Regions from separate parts of the Homo sapiens genome. Here region 1 is linked to region 2. A link is a loop called in an ENCODE intact Hi-C map of the cell type or tissue named here. Cell type or tissue: PC-3. All regions are shown on one strand. Each heading gives the region's core, and the rest is flanking DNA. Links, peaks and the distances in the headings are about the cores only. Region 1 overlaps LINC02363 (long intergenic non-protein coding RNA 2363). Region 2 overlaps IRF2 (interferon regulatory factor 2).

What was found. Hi-C counts contacts between places; a loop is a spot of excess contacts. Peaks named below come from ENCODE experiments on the same cell type or tissue, not always from the same donor. Only the 100,000 strongest peaks of a DNase experiment are listed, where the experiment ranks them.
Region 1: a loop joins it to region 2, with 2.9 times the contacts of the local background. A loop is called at or near these places in 10 of 110 quality-filtered maps.

What each region holds. Positions count from the first base shown.
Region 1 is chr4:184,334,732-184,343,167 of GRCh38, reverse strand. LINC02363 (long intergenic non-protein coding RNA 2363) reads left to right here. Exons shown (of 3, transcript NR_040108.1): 3 at 1,115-2,137. Among named protein-coding and RNA genes, the nearest start is that of LINC02363, 15 kb to the left of the region's middle. In PC-3, for the core only: no CTCF peak of the experiment used is centred there; a DNase peak (open chromatin) is centred at 3,297.
Region 2 is chr4:184,396,218-184,404,653 of GRCh38, reverse strand. IRF2 (interferon regulatory factor 2) reads left to right here. Exons shown (of 9, transcript NM_002199.4): 7 at 5,575-5,739. Among named protein-coding and RNA genes, the nearest start is that of LINC02362, 18 kb to the right of the region's middle. In PC-3, for the core only: no CTCF peak of the experiment used is centred there; a DNase peak (open chromatin) is centred at 4,013; H3K27ac peaks cover 1,658 bases.

The DNA of each region.
Region 1 (8,436 bases), core at 1,128-6,127, 61 kb after region 2:
GAGATCTCTGTTCATAACCATAATGACATTAATAGTAGGTACCCGTTCAATAAGTGTCTTTTATATATTGGGCATTTCAAATACATTATTTCATTTAATTATCAGTTATAATAATTATCTATCTATCTATCTATCTATCTATCTATCTATCTATCTATCTATAGACAGGGTCTTGCTGTGTCACCCAGGCTGGAGTGCAGTGGCAAGATCTCAGCTCACTGCAGCCTTGACTCCCCAGGCCCAAGTGATCCTCCTACCTCAGCCTCCTGAGTAGCTGGGACTACAGGCATGTGCCACCACCATGCCCAGCTAATTTTTGTATTTTTTTGTAGAGATGGGGTTTCGCCATATTGCCCAGGCTGGTCTTGAACTCCTAGGCAGAATCGATCCACCTGTCTCAGCCTCCCAAAGTGTTGGGATTTCAGGCATGAGTCACTGCACCCAGCTTACTTGGCTTTTATTAGCAATTCATAAACTGGGCAGCACCTAGTTGATAAAATAGACAAGAGCTCCACTGGGAATGGCAGAACAGTAAGATTCTGTAAGGTAGTTTGAGCAGGAACAAGGAAACAGCATAGTACAAAAAGCATATTGGTTAATATCCGCTTACTTGGTTACTTCTGGTTATCTTGGTTACTTCAGGTTGCTTTCATTGTGTGGATTAAAACAGAGGGAACTTGCTTTATCATGCCACTCAGGTTGACTGGACTCCTTTTTTTTTTTTTCTTTTTGGCAACCTGGCCTGTTTTGGGATTTTACTGCTTTTTAAAGTTTTAGTTTGATTACGTGGCACTTAACATGAGTGACTCCATTTGGGTTGGCCTGTTGGGGCCCAGTGCAGGAATTCAGTCCAAAACAATGGTCTCTCCCAAGTTTTATTTAACAGTGGCTACGCACCCCTCTCTTTTTAGCATGCATACCTTTTGCCATGTGACTAAGCCATCCTTCCTACCCGGTGTCACAGTCTATTTCTTCACTCCCCAGAATTTAAGATGGTCTTGTGAATTACTCTGGCTTACAAAATGAGCCAGAAGAGGTATGTGAGTTCCAGAGGCCAGACTCAAGGGGTCTGGCAAATTCTGCCTTCACCCACTTGGAACATTGTCCTTTAAAGGCCCTGAAAGCAGCAGATCTCACCTGCATTGGAGGATGAGACGCCACATGAAGAAGAAAGAAGACGCCACAGACAGCAGCGCAGTACCACCTTCCAGAGATGTGAGTGTGACCGTCTTTGACCTTCTAGCCCAGCTGCTTTCCCTGAATGCAATGCATGAGCAGGCCAGGCAAAACTAGAGAGGGAAGCTGCCCAGCTAACCCACAGAATTATGAGAGATAAAAAATCATTGTCTTAAGCCACTAAGTCTGTTATGCAGCAATATATAGCATTCATTCAACTTTTGTCTCATGAATACTCTCATTTCTTTTATAAGTTCTTTTGTGGTTCAAATTAGCTCAAATCAGTTTCTGATGCTTATGACCAAATGCCCCTATGTGATAGATTTTGAGGGGTTAAGAAGCTTGCTCGGATCACACAGCGGTAAGTAGCAGCACTTCATCTTTAACCCACCTCTGGCCCACTCCCTTTCCATAGGTCCTTGTTGCCTCCCTCCCTAATCCCTTCCAGTCTAGTTTCCTCACTCATTTTAGCATCTTGAAGATGCCTGACCTTTTGTAACAGGCACTTAGAAGAGGCAATAATCAAGCTGTGAGCTGGAATACTGGGTTTCTCATCCAATAACCAGGTTGGCAGGTTGGTAACCATACAAGGGACTTTTCAAACTGGAGAATTAGTGTGCTGAGCACAAAGTGGTGAGTATTTTGAGAGTTACTGAAATATAATTGACATAACAATAAAAATACAATATTTAAGTGCATGTATTTCAAGTGTACGATTTGACAAGTTTGGTTATATTATATACACCTACGAAACCATCACCACAATTAAGAAAATGAGCATAGCTATCACACACAAAAGTTTCCTTGTGCCCCTTGGTAATTCCTCCCTCTCTCCTGCCCACATCTCTCCTTTTCCCAGGCAATCCCTGATCTGATTTCTGCCGCTATCAATTCGTTTGCATTTCCTAGAATTTTAAATAACTGAAAACATACATTAAGAACTCTTTTTCTCTGGCCGAGTATGGTGGCTCACGCCTGTAATCCCAGCACTTTGGGTGGCCAAGGCGGGCAGATCACCTGAGGTCAGGAGTTCGAGACCACCCTGGCCAACGTGGTGAAACCCTGTCTCTACTAAACATACAAAAATTAGCCAGGCATGGTAATGGGCATCTGTAATCCCAGCTACTCGCGAGGCTGAGGCAGGAGAATTGCTTGAACCTGGGAGACAGAGGTTGCAGTGGGCTGAGATCACGCCACTGCACTCCAGCATGGACAACAGAGCGAGACTCCGTCCCCAAAAAAGAAAAAAAAAAAGAACTTTTTTTTCTCCAGCTTCTCCCACTTAGCATAATTATGTTGAGATTCAGCCATGTTTTCCTGTGGATCAATAATTTATTTCTTTATATTGCCAAGTGGTATTCCATCGTATGTATATACCATAGTTTGTTTATCCATTCAACCACTGAAAGACATTAGGGTTGTTTTCTGTTTTGGGTTAATAAAACAAAGCTTCTGTGAACATTTATCTACAAGTCTTTGTGTGGATATAAGTTTCCATTTCTCTTAGGTAAATATCTAGGGTCATAAAATAAGTATATACCTAAATTTTGAAGAAACTACCAAACTATTTTACAAAATGGTTGTATTATTTTACCTTTTTGCCAGCCATATATGAGAGTGTCAATTCCTTCACATTCTTGTCAAAACTTGATGTGTTCAGTCTTTTTAATTTTGACCATTCTAAAAGCATGTAATGGGGCCGGGCACAGTGGCTCACACCTGTAATCCCAGCACTTTGGGAGGCCGAGGCGGGCAGATCACGAGGTCAGGAGATCGAGACCATCCTGGCTAACATGGTGAATAATACTAAAAATACAAAAAATTAGCCGGGCATGGTGGTGGATGCCTGTAGTCCCAGGTACTCAGGCGGCTGAGGCAGGAGAATGGCCTGAACCCAGGAGGCAGAGCTTGCAGTGAGCTGAGATTGCGACACTGCACTCCAGCCTAGGTGACAGAGCGAGACTCTATCTAAAAAAACAAAACAAAAATGAAAAAAAAAAACACACAAAAACATGTAATGGTATCCCATTGTGGTTTTAACTCACATTACTGTCAGAGGCATTGGAACCAGAGTGACTCCATCTTGAGCAGAGGCTAGATAAAATAAAGCTGAGACCTTCTGGGCTGCATTCCCAGGAGGTTAGGCATTCTTAGTCACAAGATGAGATAGGAAGTTGGCACAAGTTACAGGTCACAAAGACCTTGCTGATAAAACTGGATGCAGTAAAGAAGCTGGCCAAAACCCACCAAAACTAAGATAGTGATGAAAGTGACCTCTGGTTGTCCTTACTGCTCATTATATGCTAATTATAATGCATTAGCATGCTAAAAGACACTCCCACCAGTGCCATAACAGTTTACCAGTGCCATGGCAACATCAGGAAGTTACCCTATATGGCCTGAAAAGGGGAGGAACCCTCAGTTCCAGGAATTGCCCACCTCTTTCCTAGAAAACTCATGAATAAGTCACCCCTTGTTTAGCATAAAATCAAGAAGTAACAATAAGTATAAGCAGCTGAGCGGCCCATGCTGCTGCTCTGTCTATGGAGCAGCCATTCCTTTATTCCTTCACTTTCTTTGTTTTTTGTTTTTTGTTTTGTTTTTTTGTTTGTTTTGAGACAGAGTCTCACTGTGACACCTAGTTTGGACTGCAATGGCGCGATCTTGGCTCACTGAAACCTCCGCTTCCCAGGTTCAAACGATTCTCCTGCCTCAGCCTTCCGAGTAGCTGGGACTACAGGTGTGCACCACCATGCCTGGCTAATTTTTGTAGTTTTAGTAGAAATGAGGTTTCGCCATATTGGCCAGGCTGTTCTTGAACTCCTGACCTTAAGTGATCTGCCTGCTTTGGCCTCCCAATGTGCTGGGATTACAGGCTTCAACCACTGAGCCTGGCCTACTCCTTTGCTATCTTAATAAACTTGGTTTCAGCTTACTTTATGGACTCGCCCTAAATTCTTTCTTGTGCAAGGTCCAAGAACCTTCTCTTGGGGTCTGCATCAGGACCCCTTTCTGCCCTTTCTGGTAACAGTACCATAATAACAAATATTATCGAGCATATTTTCATGTAATTATTTGCAACTTGTATATCTTCTTTGGTAGAGTGTCTGTTAGAATATTTTGTCTATCTAAAAATTGGGTTTGTTTTCTTATTATTGAATTTTGAGAGTGTGTTATATGTTCTGGACACAAGCCCTTTATCAGAGATATGGTTTGCAAATATTTTCTTCTAGTCTGTGACTTTTCTCTCTTAACAATGTCTTTTGAAGAGCAGGTGTTTTAAATTTTGATGAAGTCAGATGTATCAATTTATGATTTTAATAAATCATGCTTTTAGCATAGTATTTAAGATACTTAACCCAAGGTCACAAGAGTTTTCTTTTAGAAGTTTTAGTTTTAGGTTTTGCATTTAGGTATATGATCCATTTTGAGTTAGTTTATATACATTGTGCAAGGTAAGGACTGAGGTTTTTAATTTTTGCATATAGATTACCACTTGTGCCAACCTCACTGTTGTGATGATATGATAGAAATCACTGTCTTTTCTCCACTGACTTGCTTTTGCATCTTTGTAAAAAGTTGGTCATGCCAATGAAACTGACCCAATTTTCCCATAGAACTGATGGGAAAAACTGTTTACAGTTTTGTTGTTGTTTTTTGTTTTTGTTTTTGTTTTTAATGAACATTGAAGTGGACTCTCCAGGTTTTAAAGCTTGAGAAACTTACATTTGTCTTATCTGAGTTTATTTCTCAGGAAACCAGCTGTCAGGCCTCCCAGATAGTATCAGAAAGCTGAAGATTTCCAGATCGCTGCATCCTAACAGCAAGGTGCCAGAACCCTGATTCAACTACCTACTGCCTGTTGAGCAACTCCTACATAAACTCCTAACTTTATTGGTTACAGAGACAGATTTTAGACTTGTCTCCCATATCCTGGCTGGCATCACCAGCAATAAAGCCTTTCTTCCTGGCAGTACTTGTTGTCTCAGTGATTGGCTTTCTGTGTGGTGAGCAATCAGACCTAAGCTGAATCCCTGGCATTCACCAACACATAAATGTGCAGTTCTGTTTCTGGACTCTCTCTTCTGCTTCATTGATCTGTTTTTCTAACTTTATGCCAAAATTGCACTAGTTTGATTACTGTTCCTTTATAATAAGCTTTGAAATAATGTCATATTAGGCCTCCAACTTTGTTCTTCTTTTTGAAAACTGTTTTGGCTATTTTAGGTCCTTGCATTTCCATAAAAGTATTAGAATCAGCTTATCAATTTCTCCAAAAAAAAAAAAAAAAGCCTACTGAGATTTTGATTGGGATTGCACTGGATTTATAGACCATTTTGGGGAGAACTGACATCTTAACAATATTGAGTCTTCCTCCCATGAACAAAGTATATTTCTTTATTTGTTTAGGTCTTCTTTAATTTTTCTCAACGATGTTGTATGGTTTTCAGTATATAGATCTTTCAGAGTTTTGTCAGATTAATTCTTAAGTATTTAATATTTTTGACCTAATTGTAAAAGGTATTATTTCTTTCCGTTTCAATTGCCAATGGGTTATTGCTAATATATAGAAATGCAATTGATTTTGCCTATAACTTTGCTAATAGTTCTAGTAGCTTTTTCATGTGAATTCCATTGGCTAGTCTACATAGCTCACTGACGCTCTGTTCATTAAAAGAATTTTTTCCCTCTGAGTTTCCTTTTAGGTAGCGTCTTTTGCTATGATTTCAATTTCACTTTTTTCCCCTTCTTCAATAGCTAATCTGCTACTAATCCTATAGTGTTTTTTTCATCTCAATATTGAACTTTCCATCTGTAGATGATTTGAGTCTTTTCTAAATCTTCCATGTCTCTATTTGACCTTTTAAACATATAGAATACAGCTATAGTAACTGTTTTAATGTCCTTTTCTGTTTATTCTACTGTCTGTGTCAGTTCTGGTTTGATTTCAGTTTATTGATTATTCTCTTCATTATGGCTAGTGTTTACCTCCTTCTTTTCATGATGAGTAATTTTTTATTTGATGCCAGCCACTATAATTTTATCTTGTTGGGTCTTGGGTTCTTTGCAATCTTATAAGTGTTCTTCAGCTTTGTTCTGCAATACAGTTAAGATACTTGGCAACACTTGAATACTTAAAGTCTTGCTTTTAAGATTTTTTAGGTGGTACTACAGCAGTGCTCAGTTTAGGCATAATTATTCCCCACTACTAAGTTAAGACCCTTCTGTGTACTCTATTTATTGCTTCATGAATCATGGTCTTAAATGTGGCTGGTAAGAATAGGTACTATTTCTAGCTGTGTCCGAGTATCAGACATTGTTTCTTCTAATCCACTCAGGTGGTTCTTTTGGCCTTGGGTAATTTTCTGTCATGCATGCACAAATCAATACTCAGAAGAATACTTAAGGAGGTCCCTCTGCAAAACCCTAGAACTCTGTGTGCACAAATCTCTCCTCTCTGGGAACCTGCTTGTGAGTTCTCACTGCTGTGGTTTTTCCAACCTTCAACTCTGTCTCCCCAACTCAGGGAGGCCTTGGGGCTCCACCAGGGTTCCCTCTCCCTATATCTTAGCCTCAAAACTCTTTCACAGTAGTAAATTTTGGCCACTGTATGGATGACATTATTTATGTCTCATCTCTTAAGTATCAAAGTATCATTATCCTTAATTGCCTGGTGTCCAGTACCTTAAAATTGCTATTTAATATATTTTGCTTTTTTTTTTTTTTCAGGGAGGAGGGTAAATCCAATCCATCTTGAATGAGCATATGTATTAGTTTTTATGCTCCTGATAAAGACATAGCTGAGGCTGAGCAATTTACAAAAGAAAGAGGTTTAATAGACTTATAGTTCCTTATGGCTGGGGAGGCCTCACAATCATGGCGGAAGGCAAGAAGGAGCAGGTCACATCTTACGTGGATGGCAGTAGGCAAAGAGTTTGTGCAGAGAAACTCACATTTTAAAACCATCAGATCTCCTGAGACCCACGAGAACAGCACAAGAAACAGCACGGGAAAGACGTGCCCCCATGATTCAACCATCTCCCACTGGGTCCCTCCAACAACATGTGGGAATTATGGGAGCTACAAGATGAGATTTCGGTGGGGACACAGAGCCAAACCATATCAGGGTAGAATGGTATTAAAGAAAAAGATTTTCTTACACTTATTAAGGCAGTAAGAAAGATTTATTCAAGATTATTGCAATAGGTATCAAGACTGTGCAATAGGAGACAGGAAATGGTTGAGCTCAACTCTGAATACAGCAAAAACCACTGGAGGTTTTTAGCCAGTGAGCAGAATGGGAGGAGAAGAGTCAGTGGATGGAAAATTACTAAGAGGAGAAATCAAAGGTGGGAGGATTTTCCCTAAACTGACTTAGCAGGACTCTTGTTACAATTGGACTAGGCAGGCTGAAGACAGGATGCAAGGACAAAGCTTGTTGAAAAGAGGCCTCAGAGGAGCTCATCTAAAATTTGGTCAAGGGGAGGGTCTTTCTTGGTCCCTCCTCTTGTTCAAGGGAAAAAGAGACATTCTTCTTTCCTTTGAACAATATAAGTCAATTTCTCATTTGGTGGCCTTTTTTTCATTAAGGACAAGCTGAGCCCCCTGCTGAAACTTGGTAGCAGGGCAGCCAGTTGAGAAGATTTCTAGATGTCAAGGCATCTTTAGATGATGGGGTGAGGACTGCAGTGGCCATCCCAGATCATGGATTTTCTGGTTTGCAGTTTGAATGTCCTTGGTGATGGCATAGACATCAGTGTCACAGTCATGGTTATTTTTCCGAGCAGAGTGTAGAAGTGTCCAACTTCATCTTGAAGGGCTTCTTTAGACAGTCACAATAAAGATCTGGGAAGTTAGGTTTTAGTTCTCAGTGATGCCAAATCAGGACAGTGGGAGAAAAATTAAAAACCTCAGTTTGGAGAGTGGTAGCCAGATAGTAAAGGGAACTAGAAGAACTGAGAATTTGGTAAGGACTGACAAGCTGTGCATGATGACAGGATCCCGTTCAATTTACAAGTAGATAACAAAACCTGAAAGACAAGTACAGGACCAGAATAATAACCCATAAGAAGGTGCTATAGTTTTTATAAAATATCTTTCTACAGTCATCCCCCTTTTTTGATCCAAATTAACCAAAGTAAGATTATTCTTGTTTACAAAATAAGTCTTGTCTCATTATATTTGACTTACTTATTTGCATAATTGCAGCAAGAATGGCAACTGACCAGGTAGGCTTATTTAAGTTTGCATTGCTGGAAC
Region 2 (8,436 bases), core at 1,478-6,477:
TGGGTTCTAGACCTGCTTCTGAAGTTTTTTATTTACCATGTGATTTTGGGCAAACTCCTTAATCTTTTGAAATTCAATTTCTATATAGATTGGAAACAATATATAATTATTTATAAAATGGAAATATTTAAAATTATATAGAAAATGGAAATAATCGTACTGATCCTGCCCATCTCGCAGAGTTATTGTGAGGATGAAGTGAAATGTACAGATAAATCACTCTGGGGCTAGAAGGGGGTAAAATGATATGATTATCATATTACCAAAATCATATTAAAATATATTTGATTAAGAAAAGTAGCCTCCATCTGTGCCATGTCATCAAGGCTGGTGTGAAGTTTAACTCCTGAAACTTTCAGAGGGGTCAGGGGAAATTTCCCTGCATGATGCTCTGCTGATGGCCTGATTTTTTATGCCTGCTAGTAAGTTTCATTCTTGACTCTGCAGCTACCTGGGTGACCTTAGCAATTTACCTGAGCTCTGGGTTTCAGCTTTTTTCAACTGTAAAATGGTAGGACCAAACCACCTCCAAGGACCCCTCTGTTTCTAATAATCTGCTTTTAAGCACTTTCTCTGAGGCATGGGAGCAAGTTGCTTTCTCAGGTGGAGACCTACATTAAGTCAACAATTGCTAATAAAGTGAGAATGACCTTTTAAAGAAGCAAACCGGTTCATCAGTAACCAGCCATAAATAATATTGTTATAATTCTCAGCAACTAGATTCAGATAAAATTGCATTCCTGTGGGTGACTCTTTTCAGATGTGCTGACTTTAATAAACTGGAGAAACTTAGTGGATTTCTAGTTCTTCTGTTTGAGAATTTCCCTGGCACACAATAGATAACTGTTGAAAAGAAATGTCACTATTAGTTCTGAGCCTGGAGACTCACTAAGGTGAGATTCAAAAGTTTTTATCCTGAGAGGGGCTAAGAAAGCCCTCAGTAACTCAGTTTGGACTTCATTAACTCTCTCTGTTAGGGAGAGCATATTATAAAGAGTTGAAATTTGGAGTTGGGTAAGGCTAACATTGAATCCCGGTTCTGCTGCTGATTGTCTGTCTGACCTTGAATTAGTCATGTAGTTCTGTCTTGTATGGTTGTTTCAGCATGTCTAGAATGGGGATCACTATTGTGCCTTCCTCATGGGTTGTGAGGTCTTGGGAGGTGGTAGGGAGAGGCAAAGATCAGTGCTCAGAAAGACAGGTTTTGTCATTATTCAGTCAGGACACTCTTTGGTACCCAGAGGAGTGCCACTTCTGACTGTTTACTGTAGCAGGTAAGTTTGTTATTCCTGTCTTTTCACCTGTCAGGAGTCAGTGTTGCTGTCTGTTTTGCCGCTTGGTGGTCCAGGGAAATCAGTTCACATGTCGAGAGAGAGAGAGAGAAACAGATAGAGACTGGTTAGTGAGAGTGTTGATGCTCATCTGAGAGCATTTCGATATTGGGATTTCCCTGCTTCTCTCATGGGCTTTCACTCGAGAGCTGGAAAGTTTCTAAAGTACCCACGATGTCTGGATGGAGAGAAGCCATTGTCCCTTACCAGGGCATAAAGCAACACACTCCTATGGGGGAATTTGGCCTGAGAGATAACGTAATTATATTAACTTGGTATCCAGATCATAGCCCAGAAAACAGACTGACTTTTCTCTCCTGGTCAGCCGCATTCAGGATACACCTAAAATCTGCATGGACGTGCTTATCTACTTTTTTCCCCAAGTCATGTATATTAAGTGAAATACGGTAAAATTCACCCCTTTTAAGGCACACGGTCCTATAAATGTTGACAGACGCACTCAGTGATGTAACTACCACCATAGTCAAGACAGAACATTTTCATCACCCCAACACGTTTCCTCCCTGGCCCCAGCCCTCGCACCCACAGCCGGCTGTCTTTATCACTTCCCAAAGGTTTCAAGAGTCCACTTGTCAGAAGTCTTGACATTTTTCTAGAAAACATTAATTGTCACGTCCCGTATTTGCAGATTGTCACAATCCCCTGCAGGACTCCACTCTGGCTCCAGTCAGTGAGCCTCGGCCCCATCACATGTCCATTTATTCAGGGGAGAGTCCCTGAGCGCCTCTCCGGTGGGAGTTGTGAGCATGTGTCATGACTGGACACAAAAAGTTCATACTTTGGTTGAGGAGAGATGCCATTGACCAACTCAAAGCTCCATACGGGTATATAGCGTTAACCAGCAACTTGAGGTCAGAAGTGTCACAAGGTCGCGGCCCATCGTAGTTTCGGCCGAGTGACGGGGACAGTGAGTGAGAGGCACCCAGGGGAGAGAGGCCAGTCTGTGCTGGCGGGTCAGGAAGGGGCTCCAGAAGTCAGGGGCATGGTGAATGCTGCCTGTTGCTCAACCCCCACTCCTGTGCCACTACCTCATTGAAGCCTTTGATTCCTCAAACTGGAAAAAACACCCCACTTCTCTAGCTTCCATTGTATGGCCCCCTTCTTTTTCTTTTCTTTCTTTTCAGTGCTCACGGCCTTAAACTGACTCTCTAGATGGTTAGTCGCTGGCCTATAGCCATGTATATGAACTTCTTACAAACCGGATCCTTGACTGCATCGATCTTCCGCTGCTCCTTCTAGCCCTGGGAGGCTGGGAGGTGCAAGCAGGTGTTCCATAAATCTCTGTTAGTTGAATAACCGACTAGGACGTCATGGGGAGAAGCAGTGAGAGAAAGAATTCCTGGTTGGAACAAAGGGATCTGACTAGGGGGATACTTGAGCTGCTGCCATTGTTTGTAGTCCCAGCTGGCTTGCCCTCTTTCTGTTAGGAGCAACGTGCAAAGGAGAGATGAGTTTTGAAATATTGGAAGTTAAAATGGCTTTGACTTAAGTCACATTTATCTAAGACCTTCACTGCCTTAGTATGCAAGGTATCGCTGCGCCCTCCCTCCTCAAACTCTCACACCCCATTTGGTTTCTACCTCCACCCACCAGCTGCTTCTTAGGACTTAGGATAGGGCAGGCCATTATCTTGTTTTCCTGCCATTTTATTTTACTTGGCTGGAAGAGGCAGAGGAAACTAGAGAGAGGTTGGTGTAGGTCAGCGTCAGTCTGTGTCTAGTGACCTGCATAATTGATGTCCTCACCCTCACGTAGGATAATCCAAAGGATGAAATAAATGGGCTTGGGAGTCTGCCTGCCATATATAGCCTGCCTGCCTTTTCTTTAATTTTATCCCCACCAGGAAAACCTAAACAGGATCCGGTTTCCCTTCCATTCTGTATGCTGTGGCTTTTGGACTCTTGTATCACAGCCCCAAATCCCCTTTCTGAGCCTCTTTTGTGCCTTTCCTTTCTTTATTAAAGAACCTATGAATTGCCACTGCCCTCTAAAACCTTCCCTGCGTAGAAATCAGATAATGTGCTTGTCACTCCACAGACAGCAATTAAAACAGGAACCTGTTTATAAACAAAAATACTTCAGAAAATAAAATACTTGGAGTGATTAAAACGAGCCTCTCCATGACGCCTGGCGTCTCAAGGAGACTGGAATGCGTTCTAACCTGAATACTTTGCCGATTGGTGAGAAAATGACTGCAACATAGAGCACCACATATACTCCAAGCTGTGCGAGTCTGGACAAGTCACTCTCCCTCTCTGTGCCTGAGTTTCTTCATCTATAACAGGATAACGATGCTTTCTCTGTCATCCTTATGGGTTAAAATGTTAAAATAACAGATACAGGTATGAGTAAAACGTTGATGATGGTGGCAAAGTGCTTTGAGGACCTTGGGAATTATTTCTTCACCTTTATTTATTGAAGCTAATTTTCAGGGACATTTCATCCAACTAACAGTGGTATGAGGTCAGTTTCATTCAAAATGAGGGCAGGACCTTAGGGACCTTCAAATTAAAATGGCCATGAAACATCATGACTTACCTATGAGAATGGCCAAAATAAATAAACAGTGATGACACGAAATGCTGCCGAGGCTGTGGAGAAATTTGATCACTCAGACACTGCTGGTGGGAATGTAAAATGGCACGGTCACTCCGGGAAGCAGTTTGGCAATTTTCTTGTAAAATTAAACATGAAATTACCATATGACTCAGCAATTGCATTCTTGGGCATTTATCCCAGAGAAATGGAAACTTATATTCATACAAAACCTGAACACAAACATCCATAGCAGCATTATTTGTAATAGTCAAAGGCTTGTAGCAACTCAGACATCCTTCAGAGGGGAGAATAAACACACTGGTACACCTATACCGTGGAATACTACTCGGCAATTGAAAAGGAACCGATGACTGATACACACAACAACTTGGGTGACTCTGCGGTGAATTATGCTGAGTAAAAAAAAAGCCAGCCCCAAAAGTCTACTGTATGAGTCCATTAATATAACATCCTTGAAATGAACAAATTAATGAAATGGGGAACAGATTAATAGTTGCCCAGGGGTCATGGACAAAGAGATGGATGGGGAGGTACTGAAGGAAGGTGGCTATGGTTACAAAGAGTAACGTGAGAGAGATTGGTCGTGATGGAACTGTTTGGTGTTTTGACAGTGGTGGTAGGTACATGAACCTTTATGTGTGATAAAATTGCACTTAGTCCTGGTGCAGGTACACACTCACACAAAAGAGTGCAAGTAAAACTGAGGAAATCGGAACAAGATGGGTGGATTGTTATTTATGTCAATACTCTGGTTGCGATATTGTATTCTAGCTTTGTAGCCTATAACCATTGGAAGAAGTTGAGTAAAAGGCACACAGGATCTCTCTGTATTATTTCTTACAACTGTATGTGAGTTTACAATGATCTCAAAATAAACAATATAAGAAAAATATTTGAGGCAGTTTTCAGAGCCAGGGTGGTCAGAATCCATCTTATCAGTGTTCCGGGGAGCTGATGCTACTAATGTTTGCCAGAATTGGAGATCTGACTCTATTCCATTGTGCTGATATTTCAGCCAGTTGGACATGTTGCCTGTAGAGCAGGAAGAGAGCTGGGAGCGTAAGCAGAGCGCCACCCAGCTAGATGGGGACCTTGGGCATTTATCCCAGAGAAATGGAAACTTATGTTCATACAAAACCTGAACACAAACATTCACACAGCTAGATGTGACACAATTGGGTAGATTTTCATGGCCCTTCCTCTTTAGTAAGGTTTGATAATGTCTCCCTGGATTGTAGAACCCAGAAAATAAGCACAGCGCCTTCTTTTGGAGCAAGAGCAGGGAGCAGAAATCGGTCAGGTTCAAAGTACTGTCATGTCTGGCCCTGGGGCTGGGGCTGGATGCCGCCTCTGGTCCTGTGGCCTCGGCTGTGACGGGGTTGACTGTGGAATTCTGCTGAGCTGGAAAGGACATGGCCACCGTGCGTGCCATTGGCAGGCATGCTGGAGATAGACCTGGGGAGCCAAGTGCTGGCCGGCTGCTCCCTGGGAGACATCACACCAGAGCTACAGAGCTCAGGCGTGTTCTTCAGCCCCATGGCAGGGGACAGATGGTGATGGGAGCCTGGCGACCTGGCTCTTTTGGGGAAGACTCTTTCTTGAGAAAGTGTGCTAGAATTGTGAGGTCAGCAGACTTTGCATGATGGCTGTCTTTTCTTTGAAGTTGTAGGACAGTCCCATCTGGACAGCAACATTGAGAATCAAGAGATTGTCACCAATCCGCCAGACATTTGCCAAGTTGTAGAGGTGACCACTGAGAGCGACGAGCAGCCGGTCAGCATGAGCGAGCTCTACCCTCTGCAGATCTCCCCCGTGTCTTCCTATGCAGGTAAGCGTCAGCGGGAGGCTCCGGGAGGCGTGGGAACCGGCCGCGCAGTCCTTTGGTCTAGGGTCACCCATCTCACCACCCCACGGAGCATCCCTCCTCTGTCCTAGGAGTTATTCTCCCTGGAGTTTTTCATACTTTAATTATCTTGATCAACATCTTCTTGGACACTTTTGTTCTCAGGTAGAGGACAGGATCACAGCATTTCTTTACTCAGTTGGCCATGACATTTTTTATTTATTTATTTATTTTTTTTTTTTTTGAGACAGAGTCTCGCTCTGTCTCCCAGGCTGGAGTGCAGTGGGATGATCTCGGCTCACTGTAACCTCCGCCTCCCAGGTTCAAGAGATTCTTCTGCCTCAGCCTCCTGAGTAGCTGGGATTACAGGCGCACACCACCATGCCAGCTAATTTTTGTATTTTTAGTAGAGACGGGGATTCACCATGTTGGCCAGGCTGGTCTCGAGCTCCTGACGTCAGGTGATCCGCCCACCTTGGCCTCCCAAAGTGCTGGAATTACAGGTGTGACCCACAGTGCCTGGCCTCCCATAACATTTTTATATATGGTTACAGATAAGATTTCTTTAGGGCAGTAGTTCATCAGAGTCTAATTTATTAGCCCAAGTTATTAGAAATTTGGCAGAGTGTTTTAATGGATTCTCAGTTTGAGCAGGCTGGATAGGACCTTAGAGATGATCTCTTCCTGTTCCTTCATTTCTGAAAGGGAAGGGGCTTGCGCAGGGTCGTACAGTCAGCAAGTGTTTGGGCCAGGACTTGACCTCAGCCTTCAGACCCCAAGCTCATTGCTAGATCCATTCCATCCACCAAGCGTACTTGTCCTTTCCACATATTTTCTCTTTCTTTTTATATCTAGTACAGGTTCTAATTAGGCCAGATGACTGAGCCATTTCCAATTCTCCAGGGACTTGGCTACATAATGACAGGAGTTGGCCCAGGCAGAGTCACAGGGGGAGGAACAGATCCAGTTGGTTCTTCCATTCTTCCAGAGTAAAAGGATGGCTCCTCTCGTTCGCCAACATTACTTCATCTTCTCCTCTCTTCCTGATGATCTCCATTGAATTTTGTGGAAATCAATTGTAATTAGGAAATATAAATTCTGAGTCAGTGTTACTGCTTGCAGATATTAAAAATAAAAAGCAGAGTCCCCATCCTGGGAAACTGCAGTTCAGCTCTAGCAAATAGTTCAGGGATTCTTCCCTGTGCTCTTTACACGCTGCCAAATGGGATGTCCTCCAGTAGGTGCCACCCCCAACACTGGCTCCGACCAGCGTTGGAATTAGAGTTGACTCAAAGGACTGTTGTTTGTGAATTATCAGCCACTAAGTCTAATCTCATTTTCCCTGAATGCCAACTTTCTTTTTTTTTTCACTTTTAAAAATTGTGGTAAAATACATTAACATAAAATTTACCATTTTAGCCATTTTTAGGTACACAGTTTAGTAGCATTCAGTGCATTAATGTTGTCGCAGCCATCACCAGCATCCACCTCCAGAACGTTTTTCATCTTGCGAAACTGAAACTCTGTCTGCATTAAACACTAAGTCCTCTTTTCCCTCCTCCACCCCAGCCCCTGGCAACCTCCTGCCTATTTTCTATCTCAGTGAATTTGGCTATTCTAGGTACCTCCTATGAGTGGAATCATAGTGCTTGTTGTTTTGTGACTGGCTTATTTCACTTAGCATAGGTCCTAGTGTGCATTTATGCTAGGAGCGTAAGTGGAATGTGAGAATAGACCTTGGCCACAGGAAGATTATAATCTGTCAAACAGGATAAGCTTGTCTTCGGTGCTTTATTCAGCAAATGCGTTTTGGACTCTTACACGTGCCAGTCCCTGTTTGGTCCTTGCCAGAGTGCAGTCACAAGAACTACTATGTTTTGCAAATTTATTGTGCCCTGGGAACCATGCTCAGTGCTTGGGTACAGTTGACTGTTGTTGTTGTTGTTTGTTGTTGTTGTTAATAGAAATAGGGTTCTGCCTTGCTGCCCAGGTTGGTCTAGAACTCCTGGGCTCAAGTGATCTGCTCGCCTCAGCCTCCCAAAGTGCTGGGATTACGGGCATGAGCTGCCATGCCTGGTATGATACAGTTGACTTGTTTAATTATAATTAGAGTAACCCTGTCAGCCTGGGTATCGTCATCATCCCGTTTTTAAAAGTGAGGAATCTGGCTGGGTGTGGTGGCTCACGTCTGTAATCCCTGCACTGGAAGGCTGAAGTGGGAGGATCACTTGAGCCCGGAAATTGGAGACCAGCCTGGGCAACATAGTGAGACCACACTTCTACAAAAAATAAAAAAAGTTAACCGGGTGTGGTGGCATGTGCCCGTAGTCCCAGCCACTTGGAAGGCTGAGGCAGGAGCATCCCCTTGAGCCCAGGAGTTCAAGGCTTCATTGAGCCCTGGTTGCACCATTGCACTCCAGCCTGGGTGACAGAGCGAGATCCTGTCTTAAAAAAAAAAAAAAAGAAAAAAAAATATATATATATGGATCTGCGGCTGGCGTGGGTAGAGCAGCGTGTCTGAGGGAGGAACGATTGGGAGCACAGCTAGAACCCATGAGCCGTTGATGCCAAAGGCCGGTCCTTAACGCCCGCCCTGTGTCGCTGCCCTGGACAGCGCACGGGCTCTGCCGTTCAGAACACAGCCACATCCCGTGATCTCATTTGATTTTCACAAGGACCCAC